3 separate regions of the Homo sapiens genome follow, and all the other regions are linked to region 1. Evidence: chromatin loops called from intact Hi-C (ENCODE). Cell type or tissue: K562. All regions are shown on one strand. Links, peaks and the distances in the headings refer to the core of each region. The heading gives the core; the rest is flanking DNA.

The links. Peaks named below come from ENCODE experiments on the same cell type or tissue, not always from the same donor. Only the 100,000 strongest peaks of a DNase experiment are listed, where the experiment ranks them.
Region 2: it touches region 1 in a loop (6-fold over the local background); 6 of 110 quality-filtered maps call a loop at or near these places.
Region 3: a loop joins it to region 1, with 12 times the contacts of the local background. A loop is called at or near these places in 10 of 110 quality-filtered maps.

What each region holds. Positions count from the first base shown.
Region 1 is chr11:116,273,638-116,279,567 of GRCh38, forward strand. No RefSeq gene overlaps it. Among named protein-coding and RNA genes, the nearest start is that of LINC02151, 220 kb to the right of the region's middle. RefSeq lists an enhancer at 1,978-2,928. In K562, for the core only: no CTCF peak of the experiment used is centred there; DNase peaks (open chromatin) are centred at 2,864 and 3,144; H3K4me3 peaks cover 445 bases.
Region 2 is chr11:116,689,235-116,695,164 of GRCh38, forward strand. No RefSeq gene overlaps it. Among named protein-coding and RNA genes, the nearest start is that of LINC02702, 53 kb to the left of the region's middle. In K562, for the core only: a CTCF peak has its summit at 2,640 (motif pointing left); a DNase peak (open chromatin) is centred at 2,637; H3K27me3 peaks cover 589 bases.
Region 3 is chr11:116,214,670-116,220,599 of GRCh38, forward strand. No RefSeq gene overlaps it. Among named protein-coding and RNA genes, the nearest start is that of LINC02151, 280 kb to the right of the region's middle. RefSeq lists a silencer at 2,403-2,697 and an enhancer at 2,403-2,697. In K562, for the core only: CTCF peaks have their summits at 1,284 and 2,531 (motif pointing right); no DNase peak of the experiment used is centred there.

The DNA of each region.
Region 1 (5,930 bases), core at 694-4,693:
AGAGATGTGTCAGCTTCCTAAGACCTTTAAGCATTCTAGAGCCCTGGCAGGGCAGAGCCTGTGGCCAACCCTCTACACGGGCTTTCTTTGCCCTTCTTGGTTGAATTTCTCCTGGATCAGTGGATGCTGTCAATGTGATGTCCCCTCTCCAACACATCTGTGTGCATGAACACACTCACACACACACACACACACAGAAAGCACCACTGCAGCAAGCCAGAGAGGCAGAGCCATTTCTACCAAGGTCACACAGGGAGGAGCCATGGAAACCCCTTAGAGCCGACATCCCCAAAATGGGTGGCGAGGAGGGGGACCAGCCCTCAGGGTCACTGCCTTTGCTCAGACCCCCTAGTCTCCATGCCCTCTCCAAAAGGCACCTTCCTTTCCCCTGCCTTTCCCCAAATCAATCCCGACATCTCCTTAAATCGAAGTCAGCCACAATGAAAGGGTGGTGCGGAATTTTGTTTACCAATCCTGGCTTCTAATTAAAATTAGCTGATGGTTCTTCTACTTGGTTTTTGTTCTGACTATTTTTAAGCCAGAGCTGCTAGATCAGTGCAGCCACTAGTAAGCTGTCAAATCAAATTTTCAAAAGCAAATTGCTTTTATAATTAATTATTATTACCGCTCCCAGTTTTGTGTTGCCTTAATGAACACAATCAGGTTTCACCCTCTGCTTCTCCCCCACACGCACTCAGCACCCCCTCACTTTCCCAGACCCACCTCCCACCTCTCCAATCCAAGTTGGGCAAATGGAAAAGGAAAGAAGAAAAGCAGACACGTTCTGAGCCCCCTCCCCAACCCCCCCGTAGCCACCTCCTTGCTCACACCCTCACCTTCAGAGTGAGTAATTAAAGTTCTGCTGCCTGTTACGGAATAAATGGTACATGTTTTAATTACCCCTGAGCCTACCCAGGCATCCCCACACCCCCGCCCAAGTCTGTGAGTCTATGTGGTTTTGAGGGGGACAGTTGAGAGAGAGAAAGAGAGAGAGAGAGAGAGAGAGAAAGTGCTTCTGTGATGGTGACAGCGGTCTGTCACCCAGGGCCTGGCATTCACTGGGGAACTGTCAGTTACTAAGGAAACTAGGAGGGAGAAAGGAAGGGAGAGAGGCGGTTAGATCCAATTTTGGGTGACAAGTGTGAGGCATAAAGATTTTGGCCTCCTCTGTGCATCCCAGCCTAAGTGAAATCTCTGGGGGTGGGCAGGGGGTGGGCCAGGGAACAGGCAACACCAGGAGGCCACGCCCTTCTTAGGAACCTAAGGCAGGTCAGAGGGAGAGAGACGCTAAGGCAAGATCAGCACAGGACCAGGACGGTGACCAGAGCAGGGGTGTGTGTGTGTGTGTGTGTTCGCATGCACACAGCTGTTCACACCCATGTTTGTGTGTGCCTGCCTCTACATTCATCCTTTCTGTCTTTTGGGTATTTTCTGTTATTTTCCTTTCGTTTTCCTCCTTCCTCAGTTTGTAATGTATTTAATTTCCATCCTTCCCCCACTCTGATTTTTTTGGTTATTCTATTCTGTGTCTTCTTCCTTTCTCTTTCTGTCTCTTTTCTCTCTCTCTCTCCCTCCCTCCCTCTCTCTGTCTCCCACACACACACTCTTCTTCTCTGTCTTCCTCTCTTCCTCTGCATCCGTCTACTATCTTTTTCTCTGTCTGTTCCCAGACCACTCCCCTCCCCAGCATGGCGCTCTCTGTTTTCCCTCTTCTCTGTCTCTCCCAGTCTCTGGTCCAGACCTGTCCTGGTGGATCTGCAAGGGTGAGAGACCCTGGGGACCATCTGAGCCTTTGTACCCTAACCTGACTCCGCATCCAGGCCTGGCTTGATCCTCCTGACCCAAGAACACACAGAAGCCTGGGAGGAAGGGTCTGAGTGAGTGCTGACATGGAGCCTCAAAGTTGAGTTCTCGAAATCGGATGCCATTGGAATGGGTGGGACAGAGCGCACTGCACAAAAAAGTCATCAGTATTTCTGGAACAAGAGCAGAGAGCAGATCTCTCAACCAAGACAGAGTGGGGAGGACAGGGGGCAGGCTGGGAACCAGTGCACCAAGGAGGGCACACAGGCAGGTGAGGGAGACAGGGAGAAGGGCCCAGGGCTGACTTCTGGGGCTTTTGACTTTCACAAAGGGCACGAAGACATCACAGAAAGAAGCATGTGAGTCACCAGTTCTGACTCAGGCCCTGGCTGGCTAGTGACAGGACAGGGCATTCCAGATGTCACTCAGGAACCCCAAGAGGACTCCAGGCCTGGGGAGAGCTCCTGCTGCCTGAGACAAAGAAGCGCCCAGCAGAGGCAGGGACCTCCCACTTTCTTCCCCAGGACCTGAGGCCTTCACACTTGCTCCCAGGGAGCCCCGCGGGACGTGGCCAGCCTCACTTTCACTTGCCACCATGTCTGTCTTTCACCCCTCACTCTCATCTCTTCTCCTTGGCACTCTATTGACCAGGGCCTGGGTCTTTTCCTGTTCTGCTCCTGGGGAAGACAGGGCCCTGGGCTCGACTGTGGCCTGAGCCCTGGCTCCTGGGGCCCCTCGGGGACAGCCCAGGGTGCTGGAGGGACAGTGCCGCAGCCGTGCTCGTCAGGGGTGCGAGAGGATGACGCTCAGGCTGCCCTGCCGCCAGTGGGCCTCCCAAGCGGCCCTGCCCACAGCAGGGATAGTCTAGGTGGTGGGTGTGGAGCCGACACCACAATCAAGCGTTCACCATGCCTAAAACCAGGGCCAGCTGGGTGGGAGTCACCTTTCTGTGCAGAACCAGGGTCCTTGGGATGCCTCCAAAGATATCATCAGGCCCCTCTCGGTGTCCCCAGCCCTCCACCCAGTCCAGCCAACCGCGCACACACCAAACCCCGAGGAGGCAACTCAGCCCTCCCTCCTCCAGGGGGCGCACTCTGGCCCACACCGACAGCGGCCTGGAGGCACTTCTAGGAAATCAAGGTGCCCTTGGAGACAGAATCCCAGCAGGAGCCCCACGCCGAGTGGGAGAGACCTCCGCCCTGCTTCTGAAGCCGCAGGCGCTGGCCTCAATAATCCCCCAGCCGCGGGCCGATTTGGCATCCTCCGACCCCTGCGGCCACTGCCAGGTAAGTGCTCCTGCCAATGCATCAGTGTAGAGCAAGCCTGCCACCTGGTGGTGAGGCCACCCAACTACAGGCTGGGGCTCTTGAGGGCCATGCTGTCCCGCGCCGAGGGCCCCACACCCGGGTGCCCGCTGGCTCCCGCAGAGCAGACCCTGAAGGCGCGGAGCCCTGCCCAGGGCCCTTCTAGGCACTGCTGAGTTTGTGAGGGCAGAAAAGCAGAAGGTAGGGGTGGGTCGAGTTCAAGGGCTGAGGCAGAAGACCCCCGGGGAGGGCCTGATCCGAGGGATTTGGGAAAGAAGAGATTCGGTCTCCCAAGGGGCTCACACGCCCCTTCCCTGGGCATCTATCAGGAAGCAGCAGCTTGGGGCCATGGAGAGGCCTAAAGCCTGCATTCCACTCCTGGCCCCACCACCGGCCACAGTGGGGCTGTGCACACCGCTCCTACCGCAGGAGTAGGGCGGACTGACAGGAAGATGAGTCCCTGCGCCCGGAGCTCACCAGAGCCCGGATAAGCCGAAGTCGGCAAATGGATGGGACAGGCAAGTGTACTGGGGCAGGAAGGGCCTTTGGGATCTTCTCATTTAACAGAGGCTGCATCATGAGTTCCGTGGGACCCTTAGCACCTTCGTCTTCATGGGCCTCTTCCTCCACGCACACAAATTCATATTTAAATCCTATTTTATGGCCAAGCAAGGTGGCTCACGCCTGCAATCCCAGCACCCCAGCACTTTGGGAGGCAGAGGTGGGAGGATGGCTTGAGCCTGGGAGGCAGAGATTGCAGTGAGCCGAGATCATGCCACTGCACTCCAGCCTGGAAAACAGAGCAGAACTCTTATCTCTCTCTCTCTCTCTCTCTCTCTCTCTCTCTCTCTCTCTATATATATATATATATATATATATATATATTTATATATTTATATAATTTATACATTTATATAAATATATGTATATAATGACTGCTTTGGTATCAAGATGAATGTATTAATATTATATATTAAAAATATTTTCCTCAACCAAAAAGCGTATTCTTTCTCTTCTGACTTTAAAAGAAATTAAAACATTTTTGCATGCCTGCTGTGCTCATGGATAAGTGGGCCCTGAATCCCACCTCCTCCTGTTGCAGATGAGGAAACTGAAGCCCAGAGACAGGAAGAGACTGTTCAATGTCACACAGGGGCTGTGGCAGGGCTGGGGCCAGAACAAGTCTTCAGGCTTCCAGGCTAGGGCTCTTTCCATTACCCATTTAACCTTTTTCAAGAGGTGGAAAAATCCCTGCCACCTGCTGCTCAGGCCCAGGAAGAGCCCCCTCATCTAGCCCACCCATGCCCTGGAAACTCTGGCTGGGATCTGCTATTCCGCCCTCCCTGGTGGCAGCCTTCCCTCCCCCAGCCCTGGCCCTGCAGCCAAGTCACCACCACCACCGAAGCTCTTTGGCCTGCTGTCTTGTTAATTCCTAATTTCCAATTTGCAAGAAGAGAGAGCCTTAAACCTCCATCTCACCAGCCCAGCAATCACACAGATGATCCAAGTATCTCTGGACAGCCTTTAATTTATTTCCCAGTGCACGCGGGCACTGCTGAGAGACTTGATGGCACCAGCTTAAACATAATAAATTACTCAAGTACCAGAGATTAGTTAATAAAGCTCCAGGCTCCCTCCCAGCCCCTGCTGACTTGGTCTGTGACACCAAAGATTCCTTTGAAGATACCCAACTGGAGGGGTGGGGGGTTCTGAAGTGGGGGTCCCCAGGTCTGAGTCAGCTAGCCAGCCCTCCTCAGGACCCTTGAAGCCAGGCAGAAGTTGTGCCGGGGCTGGAGAGGCAGGGACCCCAGAAATCCACAGGGTGGACTCCAGCATTTTCTACTCCACATCTCAACATATCAGTGGAAGTCATAATCTAATGGTAAATCTGATCCTGGCATGAGCACAGCTTGGAAGACGAGGAGTCAGATGTGTGCCCAAGAATGAAGAAAGATGCTGGTTACTTTTGGAGCCAAGCAAAGGGAACAGAGATGCTTTTTCATGGAGACACAAAGGATCAGGATAGTCTCTAAGCATCTGAAGGCTGATCCCTGCCCCTCAGTCCTATGACCTTCCAGGTGTGTCTTCACAGGGCGTCATGTTGTCCACATACCATCCCCTCACCCCAGTGCCTTTGGCCCTGGCCTGACAACAGTCGCGCCTCACCCAGTCGCGCCTCACCCACACCTGCACAGTCCCCACCCTCCCCCATCAGAACTGTCTATAAAACTCACATCTAACCATATTGCTTTTCTGACTACAAATTCCTGATGTTCTGCTGTTGCCTGCCTAATAAAATGTGGTGCCAGAACCTGGACTTCGTCGTCTTCCTCTAGCGGTAATGAAAATAGGGAATTGGAAAAGATATTTGAAGGAAAGGGTGTAGCTTGCCTCCTGGGGAGCCTCAAAAGAGAAGATTCTCATCTGCTTGGATGGCTCAGCAGATTCCTGAGTGAGATGAAGAAATGGACAAGACAAACTCAGAATTCAGTCCTAGTCTGTGATACTGGAAAAACAGCCTTGGCAGGGGTCAAAGAAAGGCATAGAGAAAGGATGTCTGGAAAATGGTAGGAGTTGAGCGGTTCCCTGAGCTCCCCCAGGAACCCCATCCTCCCTAAGAACCTCAGCCGCTGGCCTCACACCAGTGCCCCAAGTCTAATGGTCTCAAGGAAGATAAACCCAATAGCTTTTGTTCTGACACCAAAGCCAGAGCTCCTGGCGCCCAGGCCCCTGACCACTCCTAGCCCCCACATACGCTGCTGAAACCAAAGTCAGACTTGTGAGCAGGGAGCTGGACTTCTTCCCCAGGCCTGTGTGGCACTG
Region 2 (5,930 bases), core at 632-4,631, 420 kb after region 1:
CCACAGCCAAGCAGAGGGGCCTGGGGAAGAAGACAGCCATCCACAGCCAAGCAGAGAGGCCTGGGGAAGAAGACAGCCATCCACAGCCAAGCAGAGGCGCCTGGACCCGATCCTCCCCTCACTACCCAGAGAAGACACTAACTCTGCCTTGATTCCGAAATCTTGGATTCTAGCCTCCAGAACGATGAGGCCGTGCATTTCTGTTGTTTAAGCCACCCCGTGCGGAGGGGTCTGTTATAGCAGCCTTGCAAACGAACTCATCCCCACTCTCTGAAAGGGCAGGTGAGAGAAACCGCCTGTGGGTATCTCAGCTTCACAACCTTCGGAAGCATACACATTGCTGCATCTGATCCCCAGGCCACATGACCCTTAGGCGCAACAGGTGCCATTCATCCCCTTTGACAGATGAGGACACTGAGGCCCAGGGGGCAGGGTGCTTACCAAGAGGCTCTCCAGAGTCAACAACTAAGCCAGGACCAGAACCAAGGCCCCCTTATGAATGACCCAATGGGCTTGCCTACACCAAGCCAAATGTCTCCTCCTGAATGTGTACAGAATTCTGTGAGCCCACAGTGAGAAGACACTGGGACATCTCCCTCCACCAGAGGAAAACTTCCAGGCAAAGGTCCTGAACCCTGGATGCTCCGTGAATCACCCAGAGAGCTTCGAATCAGTCCAGCACCTGGGCCCCACCCCAGACCAAGTGAATAAGCACCTCTGGGGGTGGGGCTCAGGCACTGGTCTTTTCTACAGCGCCCAGATGATACTAATGTGTAGCTGGGGAGGACAGCCGGAGCTAGAGGACTCCCTGGTGCCAGCATCCTAGCAGCCTGAGTGTCCCCACTCAGTTGCAGAGGGGCCTGGGGTGCCCAGCAGGCAATCACACCTCAGGAAATATGAGACATAAATGAAGGTGCAAATTGGCAGTCATTCATTTTTGTATTAAGGCCTAGAAAATATCAGGGTTGAAGCAAGTTTTTCTAATTTCTTCATGGCCGGGGCTGGTGGGTGGGGGAAGTATCTTTAAAATGCTAATGGAAGAGAAAATAGTGTTTTTCTTTAAATTTGGGCCTTTACTCTTTCATCTTGTATTAGCTTGTTCTCATGCTGCTATAAAGAACTGCCCAAGCATGGTGGCTCACGCCTGTAATCCCAGCACTTTGGGAGGCTGAGGCTGGCGGATCACTTGAGGTCAGGAGTTCCAGACCGGCCTGGCCACATGTGAAACCCCATCTCTACTAAAAATTAGGCGTGATGGTGCATGCCTGTAATCCCAGCTACTTGGGAGGCTGAGGCATAAGAATCGCTTGAACACGGGAAGCAGAGGTTGCAGTGAGCTGAGATTTTACCACTGCACTCCAGCCTGGACAACAGAACCAGGCCCCATCTCAAAAAAAGAAAAAAGGAACTGCCCAAGACTGCGTAATTTATAAAGAAAAGAGGTTGAATCGACTCACAGTTCCACAGGGCTGGGAGGAAACTTACAGTCATGGCAGAAGGGAAAGCAAACACATCTCCCCTCACACGGTGGCAGGAAGGAGAAGAATGAGGGCCCAGAGAAGCGGGGAAAGCCCCTTATAAAACCATCCGATCTCGTGAGAACTAATTCACTACCACGAGAACAGGAGGAGGGAAACAGGCCCCATGATTCAATTATCTCCACCTGGTCCCTCCCACGACACGTGGGGATTATGGGAACTACAATTCAAGATGAGATTTAGGTGGGGACTCAGCCAAACCATATCACATCTTAATCAAATGTGATTGCTTATCAGGAAAACTAAAAAGCTACACTGGAATCCTTACTATATGGCAGGCATGTGCTAAATGACCCTTGTGTTTTATGCCTATGCCTATGTGGTTATGCCTAGGCATCATAACCCACATTTTACAGTGGGAGCAACCAAGCCTTAGAGATGTTATTTGACCTGCCCAAGGTTACCCAGCCACTAGGCAGTGAAGCTGGAATCCCACCCAGGCAGTCTACGTTACACCAAAGGCTGTGCCTTTGACCACCCACCACAGGGTCCTCTACATTCATAACCTATTTTTGTAAAAGGGACTAAAATAAGAATTGTCACCAGGCACAGTGGCTCACACCTGTAATCCCAGTGCTATGGGGAGGCTAAGGTGGGAGGATTGCTTGAGCCCAGGAGTTCAAGACCAGCCTGGGTAACATAGCAAAACCCCATCTCTACAAGGGAAAAAAAAAACAGCAAAAACGTAAACAAAATTAGCTGGGTGTGGTTGCACGTGCCTGTAGTCCCAGCTACTTGGGAGGCTGAGGCAGGAGGATGGCTTGAACCCAGGAGTTCCAGGTTGTAGTGTGCTATAATCGCGCTGCTGCACTCCAGCCTGAATGACAGAGCAAGACCCTGTATCTAAAAGAAGAAGAAAAGTATTGTAGATATTAAATGTTTAAATAATGCCTTTTTTCCAGGGCTCCCAGATTTCCAGAGATTTTTCATCCCTAACTTGGAACTGAAGAGCTCAGGCATTAATAGGAAGCAGAACAGGCACCCTCATTCCCAGCACAAAGAACGCCAACGTGGACACCAGCACCAGCACCCCGCACCCCGATCTCTTCCCTGCCTAGGCCCACCGTCGCTGGAAGGAGAGAAACACGGGCCTGGACTCCCCTCTAGTGGCCATGAAGCTAACTGCACCAGACACCTCCACACCCACCCAGGCCAGCCAGGTGCCCGGGGCCTGAGCCCCAGGTGAAGTGGGAACCTACGCCCAATGGGCACACACACCCACTGAGATGGCAGCAGGCCCCTAGGCTTGGAGACTTTATCCAGGTACTGGAATTGAGGGGACTGAAAGCTGCGGCCCCAAAAGACCAAACCATACCTGACTCCATCTCATCCTTTTCACCTCATCTGCCTCCCATCCATCCCCCCAGCTGAAGGGAGCATTAGAAGTCAGGAGGAAGCTGACCCCAAGAAGCAGGATTCTGGCCCTGGGACAATAACCAGAACTCTGAATGAATGTCCAGAACACTTCCCCACACTTGGCCTGTGGCCTCCCTCCAAGGCTCTCCCCCACTCCTCTCCATCCTGCACGCCCCAGCACTCTGCCTCTCCAGGAAGCCTTCACTGAGCCCTCCCTCCACACCATGGTGCTCAGTCCACAGTCTCTCCCTTCCCTGATCTCCTGCCAGGAGTACCAAGGTCACCTCTCAGCGCCCAGCACACCTTTCAAGACCATCGGTTCTCCCCTCCCCAGCCGTCCCCCCAGTGAACCGGAGCCTCTGAAGGCAGGGATTGCACCATAAATATCTCTGGTGCCCACCCCCTCAGAGTGTCGCCCAGGCCAGGACACCAGAACCTGCTCAACTGGCTGCAGCAAGTCCACCTGAGGACTCAGCCTTGGAGGCCAGAGCAACGCCGGCCCAGCAAGGCTGCCTCTCTTCTCCCAGCACTGCTGTTTGATCCAAGGCACCGTGAGGGTCCAGGCAGGTGGCCCAAGGGAGGGAAGGGAAGGTTCCCAGGAATGCACAGCCTGAGCTGGAGACAGGGGAGAGCTAACAGGGCTGGTAGAAATGACCCATCAGCAGTCGCTGTGACGGCACGAAAACTCCTGCTGCGGGAGCAGCCTCTCAGGGCACAGCAGCTGAAGTCTCTCTGGTGGAAGGTCCCGCCTGAAAGAGCAGGGGGACAGGCCCATCAGCCCTGAGGAGCAGCCACCCCCGGCCCAGCCCCAGACCAGGCAGCAGGGACCTCCCTTCCTCTGAGGTCCCCACCTCAGAATCAGGCTGATGGGGTGCTGCCCTCCCAGCTGGTCTGAGGGCACCTCGGCATGAAGCCCTCCCCCTGCTCCCCTCCTGGCTCCCATCTCCAAGGCCTGAATGCATTCGCATCTTCCGGCTCTCAGGAGCAATTCCAACTGCCCCATTTATATTCCTAAGTAGAGGACTTGTTAATATGGAGCCTGCCTCTGGGGAAGTGGGAATGTGCTGGGTGAGAGATGACAAATCACAGCCCAACAGCCTGGCTGAGAGCACTGATACTCACCTACATCTCATTCATCAGCCCCTGACCCTCCTACCACATAGGCCAAGGGGGCAGCCCTGGAGGAGCCACTGTGGGCTCCAAGAAGCACAGGCATTGGTGGGTGGTGGCAGGGGGATCTGTCCTGCCAGGAGGCTGGGGGAGGGCCCAGCAGCAAGGGGGAGCCCAGTAAGTGGATATGGGTGAGGCCCAAACCAGAGCAATCCCTGGAACAAAACTTCCACTCCTGGCTCCAGTGAGAGAGCGAAAGGCCCAGAACACCATCAGTTTCATCTTGAGCCACACCAGTCCCTGCCTGGAGAAGTATTTGGTCAGTCTAGTGGGCCAAAGCAGGGCCAGGGTGGTTCCTGTTCTGGCTCCAGCCTGGAACCACATGCACACACGCATGCACACACATGCACACACACACACACTCACGGCCCAACCCAGATGCAGGGCAGGGCACGCAGCCAGCCTGGCCAGGTGCTACCTTGGTGAGCTCAGTGCCCAGTCCCAGGTAGGGCGGGTGTGCAGCGTGAGTAATGGCAGGCGAGGAATGCACCCGAATCCTGATAAGGGAGAATAATAACTTGTCAAAGATATATATGATGTGTGTTTGTTTTCCCAACGGAATATCTATGGGGCTAATTCATCAAGCCAGCGGGCTGGCTGGAGACCCAGGGAGGGAGGGAGGAGAGAGGAGGTGCACACAACGGGGCAGCCACTCAGGCAGTTGCTGTGGCCCTCCGGCCTCCAAGGGACCCACAGGCGGGAACACCAGGGCCCTGGAAGGCACTGAAATGGGCCCTGCCCAGCAGGGCTCCCCGCCTCTCAGTGCTCCTCCAGGGAACTTTTGGGTCTGGAATTCACAGGAGGCTTCTCACCTGTTTAGGAATTTCACTGTTCTCTTGTGTGCTCCTTCTCTCATCCACTCTTCCTTCCTTCCTGCTGCACCGTCTGTGCAAAGCCCACCCGGTTTGAGAAGCCGAAAGGTGATCAGAAAACACCACCCCTTCTGGAGAGGTCAGCAGAAGCTGCTCTTCAGGCAGAACAGAGCCAAGAAGGCAGCTCCTACCTCAGCCATCTTCTTCTCATCTATGCCCTGCCAAGAGTGCAGCTCCAAGAGGGCAGATCCAAGAGGGCAGCTCCTACCTGGGCCATCTTCTCCTCATCTATGCCCCACCAAGAGGGCAGCTCCAAGAGGGCAGAGCCAAGAGGGCAACTCCTACCTGGGCTATCTTCTCCTCATCTATGCCCCCCTATGCTCCCCCACCATCTCCCTCCCCCCACACTCCCATACCCCAATCCTCCTAGGCAGAATGGGAGAGAGAAAGAAAGAAGGCAGGAGGGCCCATTCGCCTTGCCCGGGTCATTTCAAAGATGCTGAAGGCAGAAAACCCTCCTGGAAACACAGAGTGCCTGCAGGAGGCTCCACCTGCCACAGATGTGCAGAGGGGCGGGGCCCACCCCCTCACACCCACCCCCTCACCCCCTCACCCCCTCACCAGAGAAGACTCCTCATCTGTCTCTGCCTTAGTGATCACCCATGGGATGAGGGCTTCCTTTCTAACCCCTTCTCTGCCTTGCAATAAGAAACCTTGAGTTCGTGTGCACCCTCCCGGCAGGAGTTCGGCCTGTCCCTCAGCCCCTGCATCCCAAGCCCCCAGCTAGCCTGGGTACAGCCAGGGACCAGTCCCCAGAAGGGGAACCCCAAAATCATGGTCTTGAAGGAAGGGTCCCCAATAAGCCTCCTCAGGAGCCACCTCCAGACCCTGCCCTCATGCTTCCCGTCCTGCAGGCCGGGATGGGCATCTTCCCAGCTGCACCCTCACCCCCAGGGCCTCGGTGTGGCATCTGACTCACAGAACCATCACCCAGCTCTGTGTTCCACCACACACCACTGACAGTGACTCCCTCACCTGGGTTGGCTCCAAGTTG
Region 3 (5,930 bases), core at 632-4,631, 59 kb before region 1:
TTCTTTTCTAATTCTGGTGCGGGTGTGCAGGGCAAGCTCTCTTGTTCTGACTCTTGGGCAGCCATGAATAGCACCTTTCACAGGGTGCTATAAGGGTGTCCACCACTCCTCTGGTCATTATGCATTAAACCTTACTGTCCCTGAAAGTGAGTTTCCATACCAGCTGGCTTCTAGAAAGACCCTCAGAAACTTCTCTTGCCCTTTCCCATTGGACCCCAACTTTCTTCTACTCGCTCTTTCCTCTTTAGTTCCAAACTCTTCCAGCCCTGTGTTGAGCCTTCCAGACCCTCTCCTCTCTGGGACCTCAGCCACAGCACCATGCCTGATCCCACCTTGCAAAGAATTCAGAGGAAGACATCAAAGCTCTGGCCCTTCCTTAATGCAGGATTGTGAGTGCCCTTTCCTTGCTCATTCCATGCCACCAGAGAGAGGCTGAGCTCCCAGCTCTGGACACTGAGGATATGGAAGAGGGCAAGAGAAAGGAGAAGCTGGCAGAAAGAATAAGGCAAGATCCAGAGGAAAAAAAAAGAAGGAAACAAAATGCAAGGCAGACACAGGGGCAAATGGGGAGAGCCTTAGGAACTCTATGTTTAAGTGGTCTGATAATTAAATGAATAGTGTTTGGTGGGGGAGCCCACCTTTCAAAATCCCCACTGGTGGTAAAGCATATAAAAACCTGAATAGCAAATATTTACTCGGAATTAACACAGAGCAGATTCCATCAGGCAACCTTAGGGCTGTTTCTGGAGTCTTACCTTAATGTCTTGTGTGGCATGGGAGCCCAGGCGGGCACTAGACCTGGCGTAATATGCTAAACAAATCTAATGGTGTGCTTTATTTCCCCCCTCAGCAGAACTCTTAATTATGTATCTTGCAAGTGCACAGAGCAAATGGATTAGCCACGGCAGCTCTTTGCTGCTAGAGCAGCACCCTCCCCAGAAATCTTTGCAAGGAGACCATGAGCCAGCCCCACAGTCTGGGCCAGGGAGCTGGCAGGAGTCTGGAAAGAGCAAAGGTAGAGGCTGTTACAGAATAGGAGTCCTCAGCCAGGAGATGTCTGTTTTCTGGCACCCCAGAAGGAGAGGTAGGATGTGATTAACGGGTGTGTGGTAGTGGAGGCCAGGCCAGTCTTGCAGCTGCATGGGCTGAGGCAAGCTCTTTGAAAGGTTTCTCTGCTAAGGCCCATCTCTCCTAGTTTCCCTCCCAGAGCCATGCCTGAAAGACTCACCTGGCCTACCAGCCAGGATGTTGTCTAGTAGGATGACTCCCTACTGCCCCCTTAGCACCTCCTAGCAAATTGCAGGAACCCATGTGTCAGCGTAGCTAACTGTGACTTAGTGGAGTAGATGAGAGGGACTGGGACCCATGGGGGAAGAACAGTCAGGAAAATTCACAACTTGGGCTACAACTGGGGAAGGCAGGCCAATGAAAAATCAATAGAAGGTGCTCTAAGGATGTGGGTATAAGGGCAGAAACCCATTTTGAAGTAACAATATGGGGACTATGCTGAAGACCTGCAGGTGGGCAGAGCAATGACACAAAGCTGGACACTGGCCAGGGACAGAAATATCACTGAGACTACCTGTCCACCAAACTCAGAGAGGTCAGAGGTGCCGAAGTGCGTGTGTAAGTGTGATTGTGTGTGTGTGTGTGTGTGTGTGGCATGCACACATGCATTGAGCAGTCTCTGCCTAGGGCCTAAAGATCCTTCTCCACAATGCCTTTGGCACTGACATCTTGAGCAGGAGAATTCCAAGCAGGCATGGAAGTTACCCTACTCTAACAAGTCCCTGGGATTTCGTACCCAGGACCTGGGTTTGCGTCCCACTCGACCACTCACTAGCAGCTCTCATAACCTCTCTGGGCCTCAGTTTCTCCTCCTGTTTTAGCATGTGAAAGATTAGCATGATGCCTCAAACTTATCAATAACAATATTTGCATCTGAGCGTTGAATGGTCATTTTACTTATAATGTATTTCTCCAAGGGTCATAGGAGGGCTATTCATTGAAATTCATGAAACTGCTTTATAAACTGAAAAATGCAAGAATAATCCTAACAATAACAGCACTTATTGAGCACTTGCTATATGCCAAGCAACATGCGAGGTGTTTTACATGTATTACCTCATTCTGTCCTCACAATAATCCTATGATATAGATACTATTAGTATCCCGATTATTCAAATGAGGAAACTGAGGCACAAGAGAGGTTACCTAAATTCCTGAGGGTTGCATGACTAATACGTGGTGAAGCCAGGGTTCAAACGCCAGCATCTCACAGTGTTACTGTTATAAGACAGTTGCCTGGAACCGGGGAGCTCAGGAAAGAACAGGAGGCAGCAAGCTCATGCACTGCCCAACATCATAGGAAATCAGTGGCCAAGGCAAAGCTTTAGGCTCCAGGCATGTAAGCAGCCTGGACTAAGGGCATATGTTACATTCAGAAGTCAGAATCAGGCAAGTTTAGAACAGAAGCACTCTGCAAAGAACAACAAAGCTTTGAAACAAGGCAACACTGCTCTCCACGCTCACCAGACGGCGCTGTGCAGTGTTCCCAGAAGCGTCTATTCGGTTTCATTCAACCAGAGAAATCATGGAGCACTTAACAGTGCACCAGGCTTGGGAGATGGACGACAGAAAGCCATGATCCCTGCCCTTGTGTAGCTTACAGCCTACCAAGAAAGGTTGATACTACACAAGGAATTGCAAGAGTGATGAGTTTAAAGGAGAAAAAGGTTTGGATGTATATGTTAGGGTAATGCTAACTGCAAAAACAAAAAGACCCCAAAATGTATTATGGCTCAAATTTAAGAACTTTATCCCTCACTCATGGAACAGAACACAATGAATGCTCCTGATTGATAAGAGCAGCTGTCCTCTTCATTTCTTCCAGAGTTAGGCTAACAACAGCTCTGCTGTCTCCAGCATACATCCCACAAGGGCTCCCTGGGGACCACCATCCTAGTCAGCCAAAGGTCACCATCCCAGTCTTAATCTTTTGCAAGAAAGAGTGTGCCCAAAGGTTTTCATGGGCCAGGCCTAGGAGGGGCACACATCCCTTCCACTCACATGCAAATGACTAGACCTCAGCCAGTTGCCACAGCTAACTCCATAGGGACAGCTGAGAACCCGGGAGGAAGAGGAGGCCATGGATTTGATGAACTGTTAGCCAGCTGTCCCTGTGGGCTACAGAGGATCCTTGCACAACACATTCCCTCTGCTTGGAATTCCTCACCTTGCCCAAATTCCCTTCTTTTTACCCAGCAAACTCCATGCCTTTATAAACAATGGTATATAATACTGTATTAGTCTCTTCTCATGGGCTGATAAAGACATATTCAAGACTGGGCGATTTACAAAAGAAAGAGGTTTAATGGACTTACAGTTCCACATGGCTGGGGAAGCCTCACAATCATGGCAGAAGGCAAGGAGGAGCAAGTCACATCTTACATGGATGGCAGCAGGCAAAGAGAGAAAGCTTGTGCAGGGGCACTCCTCTTTATAAAACCATCAGATCTCATGAGACTTACTCACTATCAGGAGAACAGCACGGGAAAGACCTGCCCCAATGATTCAATTATGTCCCACCAAGTCCCTCCCACAACACATGGGAATTCAATATGAGTTTGGGTGGGGACACAGCCAAACCATTTCAAATACTCAATTTTAATTTCTTTCTCTTCTCAGACATTTAATACCCTTCTGTTCTCAAAAGCCCTATAAAAATTGTCACTCATACACAACTTACACTAATGGTGCCTTGGGAAGTCAGAAGGTTTTTGATCACATACTGGGCAAATCTGGGCAGGCAGCAAATCAAGCAGAAAACAAGACCTGAGGAGAGGGCTCCAGAACTGAGGCAGGGGCAGGAATTCAGAACCACAAGGCATCAGCAGAACACAAGGCCACCCAGAGAACCCTCAAAACTATGGGGGAGAGGGACTCCCCAGAGGTGTGTGGGATGGAAGCTCAGATTATTTTATTTAGGTATTAAGAAGAAAGTGAAGGGCTATTAATAAAATCTGGAGGAAACCTAGGGACGTTAATGAAGACTCTAACACAATATGTTTCACAAATGTTCATTAGATCAAAGACTAAGACACATTATTTATTATTGTGTACCAAGTACTGTACTTCAAAAAAAAAAAACCTCAACAGATGGGGTCTTGCTATGCTGCCCAGGCTGACCTAGGACTCCTGGCCTCAAGTGATCCTCCCACCTCGGCCTCCCAAAGTGCTGGGATTACAGGCATGAGCCACCGTGACTGGCCCTTCCAAGGACTGTACTTCACAACAGCCCCTTAGGTAAGAATTATTATGCCCAATTGACAGATAGGAAAATCACCCCAGAGACAACTGCACAGACCATAAACAGGAGAGCTGAATTCAAGTTCAGGTTCTTAATCACTATACTGCCTCCTGCCTAAATGAGAGAATGAGTAGAGAAGGGTAAGAGGACAGTATTGGGTAAGAGCTTGGGACAAGGGTGGGCATACTGGAGATGCAACTGTAACAAGGGATCAAAGTTTTGAAAAGCTGGACTTCCTGGAGAGAGGGCAGCCTGCCAAGAAGGGCACAGACAGCCTCCAGGTGCCTGTGGGAGGTAAGCTGGTGATTCCAGCTTGCCAGCCGCCCCCAGGGAAGAAGGCAAAAGCCTGCTCACCCAGACGGTGGTTGCTCCTCTCTGCTGGGGCAGAAGGAAGGGAGCTCTTGGCAATGCTTGACTTGCTAAGCCTCAGGGGAGAAAAACCAGGGAGTTTGTGAGAGCAGCTCCCTAAGGTGCCTCAGGCAGGATGCAGCACTTTCCAGCAGAGAGTGAAATCAGGAAGAAGCGAATCAAGACCAGATGGAGTTAGTGTTCCAGCAAGTGCGTGTGGTTTTAGAAATGAAGGAGAAACATGGATTGAGGCCAAATTCAGTCCTCAGAGTTCCACAAACCTGCAGCCTCTGGGGAATTACGCAGACATAGGACGTGGAAGCTAAGAGGCATCTTGGAGATCATCCTGTCCTTGCTGCTCATTCCACAATGGGGAAAACCGAGGCTTAGAGAGAGTAAGGTAGTGAAAGGGCTGGGAACATCTCCCAGATCACACAAAGGTAGTGGGCACACAAAGGGCCCGCATGGTACTCTTCTCCTGCATCGGCACTGCTGAGCTCTGCTAACTGAAGCATTTCAGAGCTGCTGAGGTGCAGGTGCCTCTATGCCAGCTCCTCTCCATTTTCCCCCTTTCCCACTACCTCAGTCCCTACTCCAGCCCTATTCCAGAGCCTCTGAGTGCTTTGGTAGCTGGGTGACCCTGGCAAGACACTTAGCCTCTCTGTTAACCCAATTCCTTCACCTATAAAATGAGGAAGAAGAACAAGAAAATCTCTAAGTCCCAATGCTTGACCTATTGAGGAGTTAGACCTTTGCCAAACCCCTTCCTGTGCCTTCAAGGGCCACAATATAAGTTCAAAGGCTGAAACTGGGAGAAGTCAACCAAGATTGTCCCAGAGGATGCACAGGTCTTTTCCTAGCATCGGTGGGGCCCAGGACAAGGATGCAAACAGAGGCCCACAAACCATAGGTCTAAATATTTAAAAGGTATGAATCAAGATAATAAACTTTGATAAATATGTTTACCTTCTGCTATAAATTGAGTGCTTGTGTTCCCCTAAAATTCATATGTTGAAATCCCAGCCCCTAAGGTGATGGTGTTAGGAGGCGGGACCTTTTGGGAAATGTTTAGGTCCTAAGAGTGGAGCCATTATAAATGAGATGAGTGCCCTTATAAATGTGGCCCAAGAAATCTCTTTCCCCTTCCACCATGTAAGGACACAATGAGAAGCCACCATTTGGGAGCCAGAAAGCAGACCCTCCCCAGACACTGAATTTGCCAGCACCTTGATCTTGGAGTTCCCAGCCTCCAGAACCATAAGAAATAAACTTC